2 separate regions of the Homo sapiens genome follow, and region 2 is linked to region 1. The links are chromatin loops, found by intact Hi-C in ENCODE. Cell type or tissue: IMR-90. All regions are shown on one strand.

Region 1 (8,000 bases):
AATTCATAAATGTTTTAATGTAGAACTCCAGTCAAATAAAACTGCTAAGATTTAGGCATTAATGGAGCCCATGGTTTCACAAAGGGTCATAAAATAATTTATTAGAATTTTGTATATGTTGTATTGTTTTTCAGACAAAGACATCTATGACACAAAAATTCATTAAATTATCTCAAAACCAAAGAATGATTATATAATAGAAGGCAGGATAGTATATTAAACTTTTTATATAGCACGTATTTTGGAGCTTCTTATACAAGTTCTGCCCTTTGCTTAGATTAAAACTAAGCAAATTAAAGAAATTTAGCAATTTTAACTCATCTACCTGTTATCTGACACCATTGCCAAACCATATCATCAGTGTTGTCCTATGCTTGGTTATGTAAAAACTTAGTGAAATGTAGATTTACTTTATATTCTAGAAAAATGGAATTTAAAAAAAAATTAACACATTTGTTGAGACACATGGAGTCAGTGAGCAATGTGATGTTGAACAAGTTGCCTATCTTTTCATATTTCAGTTGTTTCTTCACTAGGAAAAAAATAAACTTAGTGCTTGCTCCTTATAGGATTGTTATGAATAGATAAAATAAAATTGCCTATAAAAATGATGACCTCAATATCTGGTACCAATAAAAATACTCACTAGGAAAGTTTTAAATACTGTTGTTTCTGTTACTTCACTTTGAATTAATAAGACAGTAGACATTCTACTCACTAAGTGTAAAGCCACTTACTCAACACCACATCCCACACTGAATAGTGGCCTATTCACGGAGAAACTTCTCAGGAATTACTAGTTGCAAAAATAGTACTTGACACTTATTTCTGTAATATTGTGCTTATCACATTGTACTGTGACTTTTTGTTTATCTCTGTCAGTCTGTCAAATAGACTATGAGTTCCTAGAGAACAATGTTTTATTCAACTTATATTCATAAAACCTAGTATGGCTTCTAATATGTAGTAAGTACCCAATAAATGTTTGTTGAGTTGAATGTTGTTTCTTCTTTAAGATCATTAAGAGTTGGGTTTACAGCAAATGATACTGGTTTCTTTCTGCATACATAGATCATTCATTCTTCTTTTTTTTCCTTTTGCCTTTCATATATTATATTTTGGGGTCATTTAGAAATAAATAGAGCAGTAAAAGTTGGTAAGTATATTTAATTTAATTTCTTCCCATAATATCCTACTTAAATATATAGATGATGATAATAGTTGGCACTTCTTAGGTGTATTTGAGTTATTAAAATTAAAATTTGATATAGTGAGAAAAATAAGTATATAGCCTGATTTTATGGGAACCATTTTTAAATGTGGTTGAATTTTTTTTAATTTGACAAGTTTCATAATTTTAAAGCTGGTGATTCAAGTGAATTTTAAAGCATGTTTATGCTGTTGCATTATGGGGCAAACTCAGCTGGTTAAATTACCCGTTATCCTTTGTCAAAATTAAATTATACAAGGTCTGCAGACACTCATCACTTTTATCTAATGTGACCACCTTGAACTGTAATTCCCTTTTGAATAAATAAGGCTGATTCAGGTGGAAAGAAGATTAACTGATTGCCTGAAGTTATGTAATGCATGTGGATTTAGTACATAGGTTTTAAAATGACATTGTTAAATGGTATTTAAACTAATGTGTAATAATTAAGGAAGGACACTCTTTAAAATGACACAAAAGTGATATATGAATATGAGGACCAAGAAACTGTGCATTGGCATATAGAAAATATTAGTCATTGGACAATACAATTAATTGATAGAACAAGTATTTTTCATAATTTCTGCTAACATAGGAGGTGACATAAAAGGGAGTAATTTGAATTTTAAAAATAAAATAAAGATTGTATATATTTTAGGAGGTCATAAATTTGTAGGTATTAAGTAGCATGAATAACTCTTCTTTTCCATCCTGAAAACTCTACCAATGTAGAGTTAATACTCTATAATTCATGAGGTAGTCTGTAATAATAAAACATTAAACCAACTGGGCTCTTTTCCCGGGAATCACTGAAGCAAGAAATACTGTATCAGGAGAAAGGAAAAGAGAAAAAGAGAGAAAGAAGAAGACAATAAAACAGAAAAAAAAAAAAAAGGAAAGAAAACTAGATGGCCAAATTTAATAGGGTAAATGGAAAAGCTGTCCATTTTATATGCAGTCAAATAAAATTTTCTTTCTAACCTTGGAAGGGCTACTCTTAAAGCATAAACCAGTTTTATGTTATGAAAGGACATTCAAATATGCCTTATTTCATGTAACTGTGGGGAAAGCACTTTATAGCTCTGCCTTTAAACCTTAAAGTCAGCTTTAACGTGTTTCTAAAAGTTATATTCCGGTATTGCTGAGATATTCCTATCACAAAGCTATTTCCAAAGCCATGTTTGTGGTCTAAGCATGTATCTGTAACTTACTAAGAGATCGTCCTGAAAAATTGAGGACAAGTCCAGTTTTTATTTTTGCTCATTGAATAATGACGTTTCCTAAAGATCTTTGTCTTGTAGGCCTTCCTTTTTTGACACTTTTTTTTCTTTTTCTGAGTAATCTCATACCTTAAGTGATTATAAAGTTTGACTGTGTTCTGACGGTTCTTAAGTTTTTATCTAATACAGCTTTATCTCCAGACCTATGTATTTATTTACTTGTTGGATATTTTGACCTAACTATTCTGTAAGTTTTAAAAATTTGTACAGAGACAGTGAATTGATAATCTTTATTATCTTTGTTCTTTCCTCCTTCATACACAAGTTCTTTCTGCTTAGTTTTCTATTTCATTTAATGTATTACTACTTAAGGGTCACTCATTGCAGAAAACATTGAATCAACCATACTTCTTTCTCTCTTATACTCCCTGTTCTCAAGGTCATTATGCAGTCTCTACTTCAATCTCAGTTTTATTTCTTCCTGTTTATCTCAATTCGTGTTGAATGAGTTTGTGTCTTCATCATCTCTGAAGGAAATTATGATCATAACTTCTTAATTGTTTCTCCATCCTCTGTCCTCTTCCATCTTCAGCCTCTCTTCTATATTGTTATTGGAATATAATTACAAGACATTTTCATGGAAGAATATTACTACCTTCCCATCACACAAAGATAAGGGCTAAACTTCATCAACTGAGACTTTAGCAAAGAGGCCTTAACTTACCATTTTAGAAATATCCAAATTTTCTCATCTCTTCTTCAGCTAAGACGTAATGAGGGAATTTTAGTTTTTCTTTAAGACCCAGTACAAATGGCATCTCATTCAGCAGAAGAAGTTACCTATTCTGTGGCATATTTGCACTTGTTATAGCTGCGGCTATAGAAATTATTACATTTTTAAATATTAATTGCCTTACATGTGTCTGTTTTACTAAATCAAGAGATCTTCTAGGGTAGGGATTGTGTCTTTTATATCTTTACAATCTTCAGAACCTGATTTAAGAGACTTAAGTACAGGAAGTGTTTATTAAACATTTGTTGATACAACAAACGCATGACATTGTGTTGGGAGGCTCTGAGTTGCAAGGGAGACCTTCTTGAGATTTGCAGGAATTACCACTAGATGTCACTAGCACATTTCTGATAGCAATTTCTCAATCAAGAACAACTAACCTTTACTGAGGACCTACTGTGTGCCAAGACTTTTTAAATAATTCTGCAAAGCAGGTATTATCATCACAAATCCACCCTGGAGACTTACGTTTTGAGTGATTAGTAGGTCATACAGCTAGTATGATGTAGAGGTGGGATTTAAATTTCTGCCATCAAGCCCGTGGTTTTCCCACAATCCAAGCTACATTCTGTTTCTTTTGTGATAACTGAGCCTCTGGCCTCCGTATGATAAATAGCATATGCTACCTTTCCCAATGGATTAAATCTTTATTGACAAAATAAGCTATTATTGAGCTATCTAGGCACTCACACATACCCTTTGAGTTAAGAGTCAGTGACTTTGTTTCTATAAGCTTTTACTAAACATAAAGCAATTTATCATTCATAGAAATCTTTTAAACATATAAATATAGATTTTGAAAAGGAGCAGATAGATTTTTATTCTCAGTTATTTATGTTTTTTGCAATTTAGCATTTGATATCTACATTTTTTTTTTTTTCTTTTTTGATACGGAGTCTCGCTCTGTCGCTCAGGCTGGAGTGCAGTGGCGCGATCTCGGCTCACTGCAAGCTCCGCCTCCTGAGTTCACGCCGTTCTCCTGCCTCAGCCTCCCGAGTAGTTGGGACCACAGGCGCCCACTACCACGCCCGGCTAATTTTTTGTATTTTTAGTAGAGACGGGGTTTCATCGTGTTAGCCAGGATGGTCTCGATCTCCTGACCTCGTGATCCGCCCGTCTCGGCCTCCCGAAGTGCTGGGATTACAGGCTTGAGCCACCATGCCCAGCCAATAGCTACTATTAAGATAGAGTTGTTAATTAGTGATGGACATATCCATGAAATACAGACACTACCTCCAAGCAGCTTATAAGCTTATGATGTTTCCTTGATTCAAAGTCAAGAAACATCATAATACTCTTACTGTAGGGTGTATTTACTCTGAGACTTTGGAATCCAAAGAGCATCTATAGATACCAATTATGTTGATAATGTGACTTCCATTATCAACACTTGGATCTTAAACACTTAGAAGCACATTCCTAAGTATGCTAAAGGCCCACTATGTTCCTGCCTGCTCAGTCAAGATGTCATCGTATTTTTAGACCTAACTCTGCTTTTGGAGAGTCCCAATAAAGACCCAGAACTTGAGGAGAGGTATCACTGTAGAAACCCTTTCTAATCAGAAGAAAACACTGTCAGAAAGAATGATGAGAGGGTGCTTAGGCCTGAATGCGTGCATTTGAATGGACCTCATCCTGCTTCCTGCTCTTTGCAGTTGGTGGCACAAAAGCAGTTAGCAATTATACAAATGAAAGAAAGATGAGAGGGAGGGAGACGGCTCCCGCTTCTCCTTATATTTTACAGCTTCTCTTCAGTTTAGTCAATTTCAGTATCTCATCAGACTAACCTTTCTGCCAAACTCATTGGTTGTTAGTATTTTTGCTTCTGTTATTGTTAATTATTAAAAGGAGTTAAATCTCATTAACTGATTTAAAATTGTACACTTATATACAACATGATAATTTTCTCCACAGATTTTAAAATGTAAGAAATTAATGTAGTCATGGAAACAGTTTATCTCCTTCTCTTAATATTTTATACATGCCGTGAGTTTTTATTTTATGGGAAATTAAATTATATAAATTGGAAAGTTAGCAAAATAAAAGAATAATATATTTCCAGTTTATTTCAAAAATTAGAAATAGTTTTAACTTCTAATATTAAATATGTATAAATAATAGCATAATGTCAAAGTTGAAGGGCCAATTGAATAATAAATTATGTTATTTCTACAAAGGGATGTCTTTTTAGAAAGTAAGTGAAAATAGTTACCAACTTTGTCAATATTTGCATTGAATTATGAGTTTTCAACTAAGTGAGATCATTAGCAATACATTTCTCAAATAAAATGTACCCAGTTTGTACTCCTGTCTTATCAGAAAAGAACATCAAATCTTTTTTTCTTTCTTTTTTTTCTTTTTGAGATGGAGTCTTGCTCTGTTGCCCAGGCTGGAGTGCAGTGGCCTGATCTCGGCTCACCGCAACCTCCATCTCCCACATTCAAGAGATTTTCCTGCCTCAGACTACCAAGTGGTTGGGACTACAGGTGTGCGCCACCATGCCCGGCTAATTTTTGTATTTTTAGTAGAGATGGAGTTTCACTATGTTGGCCAGGCTGGTCTCCAACTCCTGACCTCGTGATCTGCCCGCCTTGGTCAACTCTTTTTTTATACTGATAAAGACTAGAGAAATGTTCTCTGTTATGTACGCCTTCCATCTTTTGCTTTCTACTTTTGCCTGGCTCAGGGTACATACTAAAAAAAATTTCAATGGAATGTTGAATGCATGAGTAAATAAGTTGGATATATAACGAAAGTTGGAGAAAGATTTGGTAATCACTCAGTGGCTTCCTCCTCTTGCTCCCTGCCTATCCTAGCTTTTTCTTTTTTTTTTTTTTTTTTTCAAATTTCCATTCTTTTATATATATATATATATATTTTTTTTTATTATACTTTAAGTTCTAGGGTACATGTGCACAAAGTGCAGGCTTATTACATATGTATACATGTGCCATCTTGGTGTGCTGCAGCCATTAACTTGTCATTTACATTAGGTATATCTCCTAATGCTATCCCTCCCCCCTGTCCCCACCCCACAACAGGCCCTGGTGTGTGATGTTCTCCTTCCTGTGTCCAAGTGTTCTCATTGTTCAGTTCCCACCTATGAGTGAGAATATGCAGTGTTTGGTTTTTTGCCCTTGCGACAGTTTGCTGAGAATGATTCACAATAGCAAAGACTTGGAACCAACCCAAATGTTCAACAATGATAGACTGGATTAAGAAAATGTGGCACATACACACCATGGAATACTATGCAGCCATAAAAAATGACGAGTTCATGTCCTTTGTAGGGACATGGATGAAGCTGGAAATCCCTGGCTTTTTCTAGTGAGAAACCACCATGGAAAATCCAGGAACTCACAGTGTGCCGCTTGCAAGCTCTGATTTAGTAAAAGAGTAACAGGAGAGCCTAGTGATGAGAGGGCATGCTCTTTGGAACCAGAATGCCCGCGAACAAATCCCTGCTAGGTAATTTACTAGCTCTTGTAATAACAACAGCAAAGAATTAGAAACAGTAATGAGCCTCAGTTTTCTCCTCCTTAAAATGGGAGACAGTTGTGGTATCTACTTCATAGAGTTATTATGAGAATTAAATGGGCCAAAATATGCAAAGCCATTAGAACATACATAACATTTTGTAAATGCTTTGGAGATGGTGGTTGTTGTTGCTGCTGGTGGTGGTGCTACTGCTGTTTTTGTTGTTAAAGAAAATTGCAGTTTAGGAAGGATAGGAATAAACTATCTAACAGGCTGCCTTGTTTGGTCTCCAAGTGATAAACAAAAAACAGGGATCATTTTTTTTACTTCAACCTGCATGAAGAATTAGTTTTACCGAGTGGGAAGTTTGGGAATTATATATTTTTTCTTTCATAATTCTAAGAGGGAAGAATGGGTTTAAAAATTACTTAAATGAGAGACTGGTGATTTTTTAAATGTTCATCATATTTAGTAGGCTACTTTACTAGTCAAATTTTTATATTTGTTTGCTAGAAATAAATTTGCATATAAAGCCTGCTTTTGAGCCTCTCAATGAATCATACCTAAAGAAACCTCCATGCAGGTTTTGAGCCATAAAGAAGGCACCACCTAATGGCAGAATGTTTTAATTGCTAGTACAAAGCTAAACAGAAACAATCAGCCTTTAATGTTAAGCTTGCAAATGGAAATAAAAAGATAGCATTCATTACAGCAACATCCATTTATATATGTAAACCTTGGTTCCATGTAAATGAGCCTTGAGGCTTAGCAGGACTAGAAAACAATTGCAGATTATGAATATGATCATTGAATGTGAGGACCTTCCTGAGACATCATAGTGTTAATACCAGAATCCAGTCTGCCAGGGTTCAAATCTAGACTTTACCTCTTATTAGCTGTTGAGTTGGCCTTAAGCAAGCTATCTAACTTTATGCCACACATTCCTTGTCTGGGACCTATGTCAGGGTTATTGTAGATTAAGTAGCTTATAACATTCTTAGAATAGTATCTGATGTAGAATAAGTACTATGTAAATGCTTATTAAGTGGATGAATAGAATTACTTTATGTACTTCAATTCAATGAAGTTCATAAGAAGAAACCAAAACCATCTTTTAAAAATGTATTAGTGATTTACTGCGTGTTTCAAAGTCAAGGCTTCGAAAGGTACCTCAGTTTTGTACCTTTGCGTTGTAAGGTGTGACTTTATGTTGTCCCAAAAGCCAATGCCATAGGCAGAAAAAAAAATGATTAAGAGCATCAGTTTTGTGGTGTCAACCACACTTTAAAAACCCTGGCTT
Region 2 (8,000 bases), 800 kb before region 1:
ATCACAAAACTAATAATTCATTTATTGGGATATAAATCCTATGAGGTAGGCTCCTATGTTTCCCATTTTACAAATGTGAAAACAGGCTAAAGAATCATACAGCTGGTAAGTAGTGCAGTCAGATTACAACTCTCTGAATCCAAAGCTCTGGCTCTCCATAACTATGCTTTACTACATGTCATGACTTAAAATATTAAATAAAATTTATGTGACATAATGTCACGAGTAATAGGATTATAAAGTTTATCCATAAACATAGAATTTCAAAGTTTTAAATGCATGAGTTAATTTTCCAGCTGTCTTAATACTTTTCTCATTTGATACAAGATCACTTTTATGCACGTGACCATGTTTGTCCATTTTTGGAACTTTGTATTCTTTAGTCATATATGCCTAGCTCCTTTACCTGTAATATAATCATGAGAATATGATAATGATGATGATATTAATGATGGTTACCCTTTTGTATAATTAATATATGCCCAAAAATGTACTAAGAAGATTGCATGCACTGTTTCATATAGTCCTTATAAAAATTTTGCATGTCATGTTAATAACTAAAATTTATAATAAGTTAAATAACTTTATAGGGTCACATAGTTAGCAAATGATGGACTTGATATTGAAATCCAGGAAGTTTTAAAATTATATAAAAAAGAGATAGAAATGCAATTATCCTGACATATCTAATTCTTATTTAGTAATGATGACTTTCCTCAAAGCCTAATTGAATACTGCATATTTTTCTCTCTCTGGAAATTAGAGAATGATCAGTTATCTTGGAGACTATTACTATGTTGATTGGGATCCTATTTGTAACACAATAACACATTAATTTTGCTGATTTGATAATGTGTTGGCTGTTCTTGGATAAATAAGCTGGTAATGTCAACAAACTAAACTATCCTTTAGTTTTTGAAAATATTCATGTGCTATTTATAAGGATTTTATAATTTTGAAGTTTAAAATTTTAAAAACAGCTAAGTAAATGTATTTTATCCAATAAAGAGTTGCTATAGACACTAACTTTCATAATGCTAAATTTAGTTTGTATTTTGTATGAAATATTTAAGCCAGTACTTTATACACATCTAAGTGTTCTAGGTGTACAATCATGTCAGAACTAATGAGTTATCTGGCAATTTAACTTTTATTCATTGTCTTAAAAAGTTATTTAAAAAGAACTGCTATATATTGGACTAATAGATTCTGGACAGTCTTTAAACTAGTAGATGAGCCTAATTAGAACAATTTTTTCATTTACTCATTCATTCATTCAGCAAATATTTATTGTTTTAACACTATGTTAGGCACTAGGGATGTAGCAATACACAAAACAGGCCTAGATCCCTGCCTTCCTGAGGCTTACTTTCCACTGGGGATACTCAGTTAACATGCTATATATATCAGATGGTGATAACTGCTGAGGGTAAGTTTAAAGCAGAATAAAGGCTTAGGAAGCAGAAGTGGGATTCCAGTTTGCATTTTTAAATGTAACAGGATGATACCCAAGGTAACATATTGGTAAAGGTTTGAAGGAACTTAAATAATAAGTCATACAGATATTTGAGAGAAATATATTAGTGCAAGGTTGTGAGTCAAAGGCTGTGTAGGGCTGGAGCATGCCAGTGATGTACCAGAGCAGCAAGAGTCCAGTGTGGCATGAGCAGAGTGATGGAGGGGAGAGCAGGACATGAGATTGCAGAGGTGAGCAGGTGAACAGGGTGCTCCTCCTGTCCCTGGTTTGGGGACAGAGAGAGCAGTCATATGGGTCATATTATGAAGAATTTGTTATGCCATTTGAAAAACATCACCTTTTGGCTAGAGGAGTGGTGGTGATGGCCCTCACTTATGTTTTAAGTATATGATTCTGGCTACTATGTGGAATGTAGATTGTGTTGCGGGTGGAGAGGCAGATGAGAGTAGGCAGAGGTAGGAGAATTGTAGCAAATATTGCAGTAACCAAGCCAGCATAGATTTGGTCCAGGGTCTTAGAAGGAGAGGTAGAAGGAATCAGATTCTGTATACAGTTTGAAGGAAATAAGGACAGGATTCATTTATGTGATTAATGTGAGCAACGAAGCAACAAAGGATGACTCCAAACGTTTTGGGCTTCAAAGAGATTACATGATTAAGTGAACTAAACTGATGCTATACATTTAAAAGTTTTCTTGTGATAGAGAAACTTTGAATAACACTAAGAGTTTTTCATGATCTTTCAGTGGGACATTTGTAAAAACTACATTTAAATATTTACCTTCATTTTTATTTATTTTCCTTTCCATAGTTCTTGCCAGTAGTCTCAGTCCATTTCGTGAAGGAAGATTTATAGAGAGGAGACTGCGATCCTCGTCAGAAGGCACTGCAGGGAGTAGCAGAATGATTTTGAAACCGAAAGATGGAAATATAGAAGAAGTTAATAGTTTAAGAAAGCAAAGAGCAGGTTCTTCATCTTCAAAAATGAACAGTTTGGTAAGTATATACATATGTCTGCCTCTAATAAAATAATGCTGTCTATATCCGACATGTTCATGTCTCTTGCAAAATGAACACAGACTACAGGATAGACACCTCATATTTGAAGGGAAAATTTGTTTCCATAGTTGACATTACAAGTCAGAGAAACAAATTTTTCACCTAGGTCAGGATGGAGTTCACCATGACAGCTGTCTTTAGTTCCTGTCTTCCTTGCTTCCATGGAAAGTTTGACATTCTTTATTCTAGAACAAGACACTTGAATACAGAAACTAGGGAAAATGCTGAACATGAGGCTCCCCTTTGACACCATTATTTCACATCTTCTCTCCACCATATAGCCCTCCAGAAAATACCCTTTTGTAAATCACACTTACTCCAGTACCACTCTTAGTCCCTGTAGACCCTATCCTCGCTGTCCTCCTGCAGTGCCCTTCCACAAAGGGTGAGGAGTTGGTGTGAAGCTTATGAGGACCAATGTGAAATGCCCATCCAATGCTTGCATACATTGGAGGTAATCAAGATACCCTATTCCTGGTCCAAATTGTAGAGCCTGCTTTTAGTATGAGGGTGGAGGTGGGGTGTGTGGGGAGAGGCATGGTCTGAGTTTGTATGTGTGAACTAGGGTGTCACAGAGGCATTAGTATGAAGCTCCCTCATGGTATGAGATGGACCCAGGGGTGGGAAGAGATGAGGGGCGAACTGCAGCCTTGGGTCCATGTGGCCTCAGGTTTCACAAGTATTAGAGTGTGATTGCCTTTTGGAGATCACTTTGCTCACCTTCTCACAAATGTGTCCTTTTTCAGCAGTGTATTTAACATCTATTATCTAAAAATGTTCCTTAAAATAATCTTTCTACCTACCTATCCATGCATATATGTGAAAAATGCTCAAAAATAAATCACTTATGATATCTCTATTGTTTTACATAATTGGGTTTCAAATGAAAATATTAGGTAATTGAGATCTGATAATTATTTTGTGAAGAAGCCTTAAGTTAGTAAGGTAACATTGTGTGATAGCAAAATCACTGTGCTTGATGTTAGAGGTTTTAATCGTTTTTTTCTGGTGTGACCATTTCTTAATCCTGGGCAAATTTGTAACCACAAAATAGCAAGTGATAATAGGTGTCTTGTTTCCATTATACTAAAGAATGACTATGTGAGTATGTGTTTACATTTGTACATATGGAAACATATATTTCATGCTTCGTTTTGTTCTTTTGTGCATTGGCTATTATATTATTATTGTTGCAGTGGATATTTTTGGTCTAAGTATGAAAATATGTTAAAGCGGATTTCCAATTGATGCACCATTAAAAGTTAGGACTAATGAAGTATTACAAAACATTTATCATCACAACATTTTCAGTATTTCTTCATGGAGAGGCATTTATATTAATAGGGTTACACTATTCAACTTGCTCAAAGTTGTGCCTTTTACATATTCTCTCATATCTCATGTGTTTTTCATACTGCATTTAATTTAAATAATTCTAGTTTGAGACAAGCCTAGGCAAAATATTGAGAACTCATCTCTAAAAAAAAATTTAATAATTAGCTAGAAGTGGTTGCACCTGTAGTTCCAGCTACTCAGGAGGCTGATGTGGGAGGATCACTTGGGTCCAGGAGTTGGAGGCTGCAGTGAGTTATTGCACCACTGCACTTCGGCCTGGGCAACAGAGCAAGACCTGGTCTCGATAAGATAAATAAAAAATAAATAAATAAATAAATAAAATGTAAAAAGTGCTTCTTATAATATCACAAAGTCACTCTTCTCAGATTTACTTTTTTTTTTTTTTTTTTTTTTTTTTTGAGACAGAGTCTCGCTCTGTCTCCTAGGCTGGAGTGCACTGGTGCGATCTCGGTTCACTGCAACCTCTACCTCCCCAGTTCAAGCAATTCTCCTGCCTGAGCCTCCCGAGTACCTGGGATTACAGGCACCTGCCACCATGCACAGATAATTTTTGTATTTTTAGCAGAGAGGGGGTTTCACCATGTTGGCCAGGCTGGTCTTGAACTCCTCCTGACCTCAAGTGATCCACCCGCCTCAGCCTCCCAGCGTGCTGGGATTACAAGCGTGAGCCACCACGCTCAGCCCTCCGATCCGCTTTTAAGATTTAAAACTTAAGAAACAAAAGTGGTTTTGTTCCTTTGAGGCCTTATATTTAAATTTTCAAAAGTGTGCCTGTAGTATTATAGTCTGTCCACTAGATGGCAGAAAGACACCACTGCCGTGGTGGTGGACAGTATATCAGGGTTGGAACAGAAACTTGGTAAAATATTGTACATGTTCATTGGATTTACAGATGAAACTTACTGAAATAAATACTGAAACTTTTGAATTTCCTAAAGAGAACTACCAAAAACTACTTCACGATCTTACCATCTTCCTTTGGATTTTACAAGTTATGTCTCATCTTTCAGTTACTTTACAGTTTATTCATTTTTTATTTTAATTTTTAATTTTTTTAAGGCAGAGTCTCACTCTGTCACCCAGGCTGGAGTGCAGTGGTGCAGTCTCGGCTCTCTGCAACCTCCCCTCCCCGGTTCAAGTGATTCTTGTGCCTCAGCCTCCCGAGTAGCTGGGACCACAAGTGTGTGCCACCATGCCTGCCTAATTTTTGTATTTTTAGTAGAGATGTGGTTTCACCATGTTGGCCTGATTGGTCTTGAACACCTGACCTCAGGTGATCCACTCACATCACCTCCCAAAGTGCTGGGATTACAGGTGTGAGTCACCGCACCTGAGCAGTTACTTCACACTTAATTAATTAATTTAAAATGCATGAAATATGTTTTTTAACTTGTAGCACTGTAAGGAAGAAATGGTAGGGATTATTTAGTTCTAGATACATGTGAAACAAGTGATGTATATTTGGAAAATTGTAGCTGTCTGTGTGAACACTGGCACATTTTCTATATTCCTCTTCCAAAATAATTTAAGCAACTGCATGTATTTAAGAATGTATCCATGGTTCAGTTATTTTATTTTAAAGCAATTATAATAGAAACATGTGTTTTTAATGCTTGTTGGAACCAAGTGACTACTTTTAATGCCTGACATGTATTATCACATTCAGTCCTCACAACAGTACTATCAACTAAATGATTCTGTGGTGATCAAATTTTGCGAAAGAGGAAAATAAGGTACTGAGAAGATAAGCAGGTTGCCTAAAATGACATAGCTCATAAATGGCAGAGATAAGATTTGGATTTGGATCCTTTCTAAGTTCAAATCCTACAATCTTTTGGGAAAATGTATTCGATTTAAAATTAAGTTGAGCCATTTTTCAATTGTTTGCATCAATTTGGTGTAATGAAATTAAAACATTTAAAGCAATCTAACCTTGCTTGCTCTAAGTCTAGGCTGCAGCATTCTGTAAGAGATACAAAAGAGGAAAACAGAAACAAAATTTAGTGCTTAATCTGAACTTAAAATGCGGTCATGTTTCTTGAAATGCTGATGAATAGTATCAATGTCCTTACTGAGAGATATCCCATCAAAAAGGAACTTTGTCACAAAAGAGGATATTCATACTTAGCAGTTTTGTAATACTTCTTTACTCCTAACTTTTAATGTTAGCATTAATGCAGCCCTTCATGTAGTTCATGGGGATTTCAATTCTCATAATAAAATATGGCTCTATTTATTAAGATGCTGAGCATTTCCTGAAAGACCGAAGATATTACCTGATGGATTAGATATAGTTAGATATACCACAGTTCTGTTGTTTTTGTGTACTTCTGGGGTATTTCAATCTGGAAGCGAAAGGACAGGATGTATGAACTCTTCAAACATCAAATGCCGAGAACAAATTGGGATTGGCTTAGGTTTATTAAAGGAATCCAAAGTAAATTTGGAACAATTTGATAAGTGTTCACATTTATTATATTTTTTCAAACCTCTTTATAGTATTTTTCCAATTTTTCTCTAATGAGTAGCTTTCTGAATACATTTCTTGCGATTGTCCAAAAAATTTAAAATGCTGTTCTAGAAAAAAGTTAAAGAACATATTTCTTTAAAGAACTTACTTCAGGAAGTTTCTCTCCAGACTATGGTATATAAATGTATACATGTAAGGATTTCTCATGGGTTCTCCAATGGCTTTACATAGGGAATTCTAACTCTAAATATTTACAAGATTACTCTCTAAAAAAGTTAATGTGAGAGTAGATTCATATATAATGAACAATACAGAAGACCTGGTACCGTTAAAGGAAGGAAAAATGCCTAAGTGGATGAGTCAGGATAAACTTGGCTAAGTGATAAAAAATACCGCTGGGCGTGGTGGCTCAAGCCTGTAGTCCCAGCACTTTGGGAGGCTGAGGCAGGCAGATCACTTGAGGTCAGGAGTTCAAGACCAGCGTGGCCAAGATGGTGAAACCCCGTCTCTATTTGCATTTTGTAAAAATACAAAAATTAGCTGGGCATGGTGGCCAGTGCCTGTAATCCCAGCTACTCGGAAGGCTGAGGCAGGAGAATTGCCTGAACCTGGGAGGTGAAGGTTGCAGTCAGCTGAGATCATGCCACTGCACTCCAGCTTGAACAACAAAGTGAAACTCTGTCTCAAAAATAAATAAATAAAATAAAATAAATAAATAATAACTTCCAAATCTAGCGACTTATATAATATAGATTTCTTTCTCACTTAGGCTACATGTTTATTGTGGAAGGCATTGGGGTTCTGTTCAATGTCTCCTCCTCCTGTATTCAGGCTGTGGAAGCAGCTAACTCTGCAAACATTGCCTTTTACCATGGCAAAAAGAAAGAGATCTCTGGAGGTCCCTGTAATAAAATACTTTGAATTGTGAAACTCACTTTCTTCTGCTCACAACTCATTGGTCAGATCTAATCATATGGCCCAAACTAGAAACAAAAGCAGCCAAGAATAATAATGAGTTTCCTGTATCTAGAGGCGGAGACTTAGGTTTGGTGAACACTTAATGACTCATATTCCCAAATATTTTGTTGTATCCAAGTTCTTTTAATTAATCGAGATTTACTGACTGCCTCCTCTTTCCCTTTTGTCCAGAGTCATTTAATGGGCCCTGACTTTGTGCTTCACACTGTCCTGGTCTTTGTGGTTGAAAAGATGAAAACATCTCTGTAACTGAAGAATTCATATATACTACAGGTTTTATTCTTTAGAATATTCTCTCTTCCTTACTTAAAGGCCTTGAGATGTGTATCTTAAGTGAACTAAGTTTACTTTTTTCCTTGACTCAAGGAATCTTTACTATTTTTGTAAGTATTTATTTTCATTGCACCAAGCAGTTGGTTTTGAAGGTTGCATTATCTTCAGATTACTCAGCAAATGCATTTGCAAAGTTGCCCTGTACTATTTGTGCTAAGTGATTCAGACAACTTTCATTTATGGCCAATTTTACTCTGACACAGCATGTTTTCTTTCATTTAGCATCCTGCTGCTTTTATGTGGAAACTGTGAATGACACAGTAAAAACATAACTGTAGGACTTTGGTAGAAGAACAAATCCGATTTATATTTGATTAATAAGAAGTAG

The links. Peaks named below come from ENCODE experiments on the same cell type or tissue, not always from the same donor. Only the 100,000 strongest peaks of a DNase experiment are listed, where the experiment ranks them.
Region 2: it touches region 1 in a loop (4-fold over the local background); 5 of 110 quality-filtered maps call a loop at or near these places.

Annotation. Positions count from the first base shown.
Region 1 is chr4:91,109,761-91,117,760 of GRCh38, forward strand. All of the region lies in intron 10 of CCSER1 (coiled-coil serine rich protein 1), which reads left to right. Among named protein-coding and RNA genes, the nearest start is that of CCSER1, 990 kb to the left of the region's middle. In IMR-90, CTCF peaks have their summits at 3,558 (motif pointing right) and 7,311 (motif pointing left); no DNase peak of the experiment used is centred here.
Region 2 is chr4:90,310,576-90,318,575 of GRCh38, forward strand. It overlaps CCSER1 (coiled-coil serine rich protein 1), which reads left to right. Exons shown (of 11, transcript NM_001145065.2): 3 at 2,288-2,472. Among named protein-coding and RNA genes, the nearest start is that of CCSER1, 190 kb to the left of the region's middle. RefSeq lists enhancers at 4,408-4,767, 4,503-4,797. In IMR-90, a CTCF peak has its summit at 4,699 (motif pointing right); DNase peaks (open chromatin) are centred at 4,676, 6,726, 7,366 and 7,806; H3K4me3 peaks cover 169 bases; H3K27ac peaks cover 1,350 bases; H3K27me3 peaks cover 224 bases.